Linked DNA regions of Homo sapiens: region 2 is linked to region 1. The links are chromatin contacts, found by Hi-C in ENCODE. All regions are on one chromosome and are shown on one strand. Each heading gives the region's core, a stretch centred on a gene start or an enhancer-like site at or near the end of the contact. The rest is flanking DNA. Distances are from core to core; before and after follow the strand shown. Region 1 overlaps STEAP1B (STEAP family member 1B). Region 2 overlaps IGF2BP3 (insulin like growth factor 2 mRNA binding protein 3).

Region 1 (3,196 bases), core at 425-2,924:
CCACCAGGAGTCATCGGAGAAAGGAAACTGCACGTGGATGGCAGGACAACAGCACAGCATTGCTGGCTGTCATGGTAGCTGGCACATGCCAGCTCCTTTTTCTGCATTCAGCTCCCTCCTGCCCCATCACCTAAGAGCCAGGCAAAAACACTTCCACTCGGCTGGAGCCACCAGGACTTTGACCTACATAAAGTGCCACAAAAATCACCCAATTGAACAAGCTCTGGGCCAGAGAAGGAGCTGAGGTCCAGCTGAAGGTGATGTCCAGCCCAAGAGGCTGTCCCCATAAACTGACCCTCAGGGGGTGCTGAGTCCCACTGCCCTGGTTTCTCCACATCTGTGTGATATAAGGAAGCCAGAGACCACCACAGCCTGATGAGTTCTTGGAGAAGCCCAGAGCCAGTGGGCCTGTCTCTCCACAGAGTCACGCTCAGGGCTTTAGTTAAAGGATCCCTGCAGAGGGAGTGGGTTTGAATTCCAAATCTGCCATCCTCATCCTAGGACAAAGAGCAAGACCTTTAACGTCTCTAGGCCTCAGTTTCCTCTGCTGCAAAGGAGTGAGGGTACCTGTACCTCCCTCATTGGGCTATTGTGAGGACTAAATGAGATAACATATGGAAAGCACACAGCACTGTGCAAGGCAGCTTGAGAGGGCGTGAGCAGGATTGGTGAGGACTATTCTTGTTTGCCTGGCTCTAGCCGTTACCCTGACTTCAATCACCTCTAACTATGCGTCCTTCTATTTTGCCTGTTTCCCTGTTTTAAAAAAAAAAAGTAAAAAGAAAATATAAATTCCTTTCTGCTTTCAGAAATGAATTTTCTGAAATTATACCCATCATGGGGATTCCAGGGACCATGGACTCTTTGCAGACACACTACTCAAACCCATGGAGAAAATGTCCCATCGGCTGCCCGGGAGCCTCTGCCTTGGCCACTCGCAGCAACCCTGGGAGAAATAAGGGCCTCAGACAGAACAATAGCATGGATTGTGCCTCTTGCAGGAATTTCATCTGTCACTGAGTAACAGGTTTTGATCTCAGGCTCGCTGCCAGTTAGGAAGTGAAACCCTTTCCGGAACACTTGCTGTTTTGTTGGTTTTCCCCTGGAGATTTAATGATTTCACCTTGGAGGTTTTAGCTGATGAGCTGTGCTCTGTATGGAGCCTACCCATGTGAAAAACCAATCAGGTATTTCATGGGCTCCCCAGTATTCTATTTCGTGAGTTTGGAGACCCACTAAGCCAACAATTGGACACCCCCACAAGGTGTGCATTTGCTGTCACCAGAGCGAGCTCTGGGTCTGTCCGCGTGGCACAAGGAGAGCTGTTAGATCAGTCGTCTTCTCTAACCCAGAGGCCTAAGTGAGAGGATGAGAAAGAGAAAGGGCCATTGTTTCTAAAGACAGGTTCACCTGAAGAATTTGGACAATGATGCCGGTTTCAGTTTAAAGGGCCTTTGGGCAGGGTTGGCATTGGGAACAGGGGCTGAGGGAGCTTCTAGACTTTTCTGCATTATGAGCAGAGTAATTACAAATCAGCTCTGCAGATGACAGCACAGACCTCTTTGTGGTGGGTTCTCTTGGGCCAACAGCAGATTTGGAGCCGTGGAAGAACAGCGAGAAATCTCTTCACATGACCTTCATGTCTTCCTCCTGTAAACCGCATTGTATTTCTAACTTCAGATCAAGGGGACTGACATCTGCAACTCTTCAGGGAGGACAGCTGGGCCATGCCCCTTTGGGCCTCCCATCCTCCCCTCGTCTTGTCAGCCAGTCGTGCTGGGATCTGCCGGCAGCCTTGTGAGAACCGGGCAGGAACTGGCCAGCAAAGGCAGCTATAAATACTCCTCTTGGCAGCCAGCTTCACTTGGGAGCCCACAGCTGAGGGGCGGAGGCCAGCGGGAAGCACCTGCACCTCTTCAGGGTACATCCGAGCCTGGGCCTGGCTTCCCGCCCTCCACCTCTGAATGGGGATTTGGTCGACCTTTTCCGGCTTGGGGGAAGTCCCCGTGGTGATCCAGCTTCCCAGATGCAAGAGCAGCAGGGAGGGCACTGCTCTCCAAGCAGCCCAACCCCTTTAAACTCAAAGTCAGAGCTATATTCTCACAAGGGCTGATGAAACTGAATAGCTAAGGGTAAATGAGGAGGCAGGAGAGGCGAAGAGGAAGGGAAATAAGCTCTTTTATAGAATGCTTTTCTCCTCCTGATTTCACTTGTGTGGGGAAGCATGAAACAACCACTAATCAGTCTTTCCCCCTGATGAGTCGGAAACTTGACAACTGGAGAGTTTTTAAAAAAATGAATGAATAAATATTTCTTCTTTGGGCTTTATTTATGAAGCATGGGCTAAGAGATCCCTTGTGGGCATTTTAAATAACCAGAAGCAAGTCACAGCAGCAGCTAATGGTCAACTGTAAATGCAGTTCTGCTGTGCAGTTGTCGTTCAAAATGTGACAGTATTTAAAAGCTGGGCTGTATATGAGATGAAGGAGTTCAAAGACCCATTGGATGACAGTTCTCATGCTTCTGCAAGTGAAAGAATCATCTGGAACACTTGTTTATGAGGCAGATCCCCGGTCCCTACCCTCTGAGATCTGATCCTATAGATTTGGGCCAGGGCCAAGAACCTGCATTTGAGTCCCTAATTCCAACCTGGATACTCTGGGACAGGACTGCGCTTTGCAAGACAATGCCCTATGCCAGTGGTTCACAAAGTGAGGTCCCCAACCTGGAGCCACAGGAAATTTGTTAGAAATACAGATTCTTAGGCCAACCCCAGAAAGACAGAATCGGGAACTTTGGGGACAGGGCCCAAAAATCTGTTTTAACAAACCTCCAGGTGGTTCTGAAGCCTGCTATAGGTTGATAAACACTGCCCTAAGATTTCTTACAAGCAAGTTGTGCAAACCCTGGAATACTGGCAATTCCAATGCGTAGCCAAGATTTAGAACCACTCTGATGGACACTTCCATTGGAATATGAATGCTAATCTCACTTCTATAACCCTTATTTTTCTGAGCACTCACTTTTTTCAGCCAAGATTAGAGTTAATAAGGTGAAGGGGAAAGAATGTGGGTTTTGTTTCAGGTAAACGACTCAAGCCTGGTCCCAAGTTGAACCCTCCCTGAACCTCAGTATTTTCATCTGTGAAATGGAAGGAATGCTGCCCACCCCACAATGGTGCTGTGAAGAGTAATGA
Region 2 (3,318 bases), core at 426-2,925, 930 kb after region 1:
TGTAAACCATGCTGCATATCCCCTTTATCATCGAAAAGCCCCAGAGGGAAGCTCAGCCTCCATCATACCACACGGAGCAAAGCGTCCCAACTTTCTAGCCACTTTCAATGTTCACAAGTTAGATCCTCTAACATGGGGAGGAGATGATGCTTTAGGACTCCTAGGAGTCATGTGATCAGAGCCTCTGAGAGAGAACAGTCCAAGTTATCCGGCCACACTGGACTCTCTGAGAGAGAACAGTCCAACAATCCAGCCACACTGAAGTCACAGTGGAAAAACCGAATCCAGAGCTTAAGGGGCTTACGTTATGTTTCTCTTTGGCAATGCTGAGCTAGACTGATTTTTATTTTTAATTTATTTTTTATTTCAATAGGTTTTTGGAGAATAGGTGGTATTTGGTTACATGAATAAGTTTTTTTTTTTTCTTTTTTGAGATGGAGTCTCACTCTGTCACCCAGGCTGGAGTGCAGTGGCACGATCTTGGCTCACCGCAACCTCCGCCACCCGGGGTTCAAGCGATTCTTCTGCCTCAGCCTCCCAAGTAGCTGGGACTACAGGCACGTGCCTCCACCCCCGGCTGATTTTTGTATTTTTAGTAGAGATGGGGTTTCACTATGTTGGCCAGGCTGGCCTCAAACTCCTGACCTCGTGATCTGCCCCCCCTGGCCTCCCAAAGTGCTGGGATTACAGGTGTGAGCCACTGTGTCTGGCTTACGTGAATAAGTTCTTTAGTGGTGATTTCTGAGATTTTGGTGCACCCATCACCCAGGTAGTGTATACTGTACCCAACATGTACTCTTTTATACCTCACCCTCCTCCCACCCTTTCCGCCGAGTACCCAAAGTCCATTGTATCATTCTTATGCCTTCACATCCTCATAACTTAACTCCCACTTATGAGTGAGAGCATACGACGTTTGGTTTTTCCATTCCTGAGTTACTTCACTTAGAATAATACGGAACTAGACTGATTTTAAAAGCCGAGCAGAACAAGTCACACCCTACTATAAACTCTAAGAGATCCCTAACAAGTGCCCTGAAGGCCGTGTTCCACTCATCCTTTAAGGCCATTCTCTTCTCTCCAACCACACCAGCCTTCGTTCAGTCATGAATCAGGGCTGCTAACATTTGAGTGCTTTCTGGCAGCAGCATTGTCCCAAATGCTTTATCTACTTTAACTCAAATCCACACAATCCCATGAGGCAACATTATTCCATGTTATAGATGGGCAAGCTGCAGCACAGAAAAGTTCACAGTGTCAGAACTTGGACAGATAAATGCTGGAGAAATGATTCAAACTCCAGCTCACAGATTCCAGAGCCCATACTCTTAATCACTTGGTCTAATAAGTTGCCTCATTTCCCTATGCAATTTAAATAAAATATAAATACACCGACGGAAACCAGTTCAATCCTTACTCGGCCATTACCTGCACTAGAAAATCAAATCTGTCCATAGGCAGGTTAAGAGCTTTATTAACTCCCATGTATCCCCTTGCTCATGTTCCAAGTACTAAATACGATACTTCTATACATCTTAGTCAGAAGAAGGTACTAGCCAGCATTAACTTGTGCTACATTTTACTCACAGAAATGCTCATAAAAACATTCAAAATAGTTCAATGTTAGGTGGTTTTTGAACCACCTGCTTTCAAAACAGGGACTTCCCCCAACCCCTAGAAGAAACCACTGTCGCTTTGGTGGGGTCTCTCCAGGTGTTTTTAGAAGTGTGTGTGTCACACGAAAAGACGCTCTGCACCATTAGTCATTAGGGAAATGTAAATCAAAACCACAAGGAGATACCACTTCACCTCCATTAGAATGGCCATAATTTTTTAAAAAGAAGGAAAATATGATTCAAGGGGCATCATAAAAAGAAAAACAAAGGAAAATAATGAGTGTTGACACAGATGTGGAAAAATCAAAACCCTCATACATTGCTGGATAAAATGGTGCAGCTGCTATGAAAAACAGTACAGCAGTTCCTCAAAAAAAATTAAAAATAGACCTACCATATGATCCAGCAATTCCACTTCTGGGTATTGATATGGTTTGAACATTGTGTCTTCTTCGAATCTCATGCTGAAATGCGATCCCCAGTGTTGGGGATGGGGCCAGGTGGGAGGTGTTAGGGTCATGGGGGCAGACCCTTCATAAATGGCTTGGTGCCATCCTTGAGGTAACAAGTGATTTATTGCTCTGTGAGCTCACATGAGATCTGGTTGTTTTAAAAGAGGCTGGAACTTCCTTTTCTCTCTTGCTCCCTCTCATGCCATGTGACATGCCCACTCCCCTCTACCTTTCACCATGAGTAAATGCTTTCTGGGCCTTGCCAGAAGCTGAGCAGATGCTGGAGCCATGCTGGTATAGCCTGAGGAACTGTGAGCCAAATAAACCTATTTTCTTTACAAGGTACCCAGCCTCAGGTATTCCTTTACAGCAACACAAATGCACTAACCGAGTATACGTCCAAAAGAACTGAACACAGGGACTCAAAGAAGTACTTCTACACCCATGTTCATGGGAGCATTATTCAAAATAGCCAATAATTGAAAGGTGAAAGCAACCCAAGCATCCTCTGACTAATGAATGGATAAAACAAAACATGGTACATATAAACAGTCATCCCTCGGTATCTGTGAGGGATTGGTTTCAGCAACCCCCTACCTTGGATACCAAAATTCACAGATGCTCAAGTCCCTTATATAAAAATAGTATAGTAGAGGCTGGGCATGGTGGCTCAAATCCATAATCCCAGCTCTTTGGGAGGCCAAGTTATCACTTGAAGCAAGGGATCAATTGAGGCCAAGAGTTTGAGACCAGCCTGGGCAACATAGGAAAGACCCCATCTCTACAAAAATAAAAATAATTAGCCAGATGTGGTGGTGAGTGCCTGTACTCCCAGCTACTCGGGAGGCTGGGGTGGTAGGACTGCTTGAACCCAGAGTTAGGAGGATGCAGTGAGCTATGATGACGCCACTGCACTCCACCCTGGGTGACAGAGTGAGACTCTGTCTCCAATAGTGACGATGATGATGATGATAAATAAGTAAAAGTATAAAAAGAAAATGATTTGATATCGGGGGAAATTCACCCCCGATATTTCACATAGGTTCTTTTCTATATTCCCTAAGTGTCGGCCGGTCTGAGAAATAAAGGGACAGAGTACAAAAGAGAGAAATTTTAAAGCTAGGTGTCTGGGGGAGACATCACATGTCGGCAGGTTCCGTGATAAATGTCCATGAAATCTTCACAGTTTATGTTCTTCTGCCAAGGCTTCAGCCGGTCCCCCCGTTCAGGGTCCCTGACTTCCCGCAACA

The links. Hi-C counts contacts between places; a loop is a spot of excess contacts on that map. Pooled maps may share reads with other maps.
Region 2: a map of Ramos shows a loop between it and region 1 (4-fold over the local background). The contact joins two enhancer-like sites. A Hi-C loop is called at or near these places in 1 of 168 maps with a recorded cell type or tissue (Ramos), 4 of 37 single-sample maps with no recorded cell type and 3 of 50 pooled maps.

The regions. Positions count from the first base shown.
Region 1 is chr7:22,443,662-22,446,857 of GRCh38, forward strand. All of the region lies in intron 4 of STEAP1B (STEAP family member 1B), which reads right to left. Among named protein-coding and RNA genes, the nearest start is that of STEAP1B, 55 kb to the right of the region's middle. Within about 2 kb of position 1,675, at least 23 of the 41 ENCODE cell types and tissues checked have a DNase peak (open chromatin) inside an H3K27ac peak, as active enhancers do.
Region 2 is chr7:23,371,661-23,374,978 of GRCh38, forward strand. All of the region lies in intron 3 of IGF2BP3 (insulin like growth factor 2 mRNA binding protein 3), which reads right to left. Among named protein-coding and RNA genes, the nearest start is that of SNORD65C, 23 kb to the right of the region's middle. Within about 2 kb of position 1,676, at least 4 of the 41 ENCODE cell types and tissues checked have a DNase peak (open chromatin) inside an H3K27ac peak, as active enhancers do.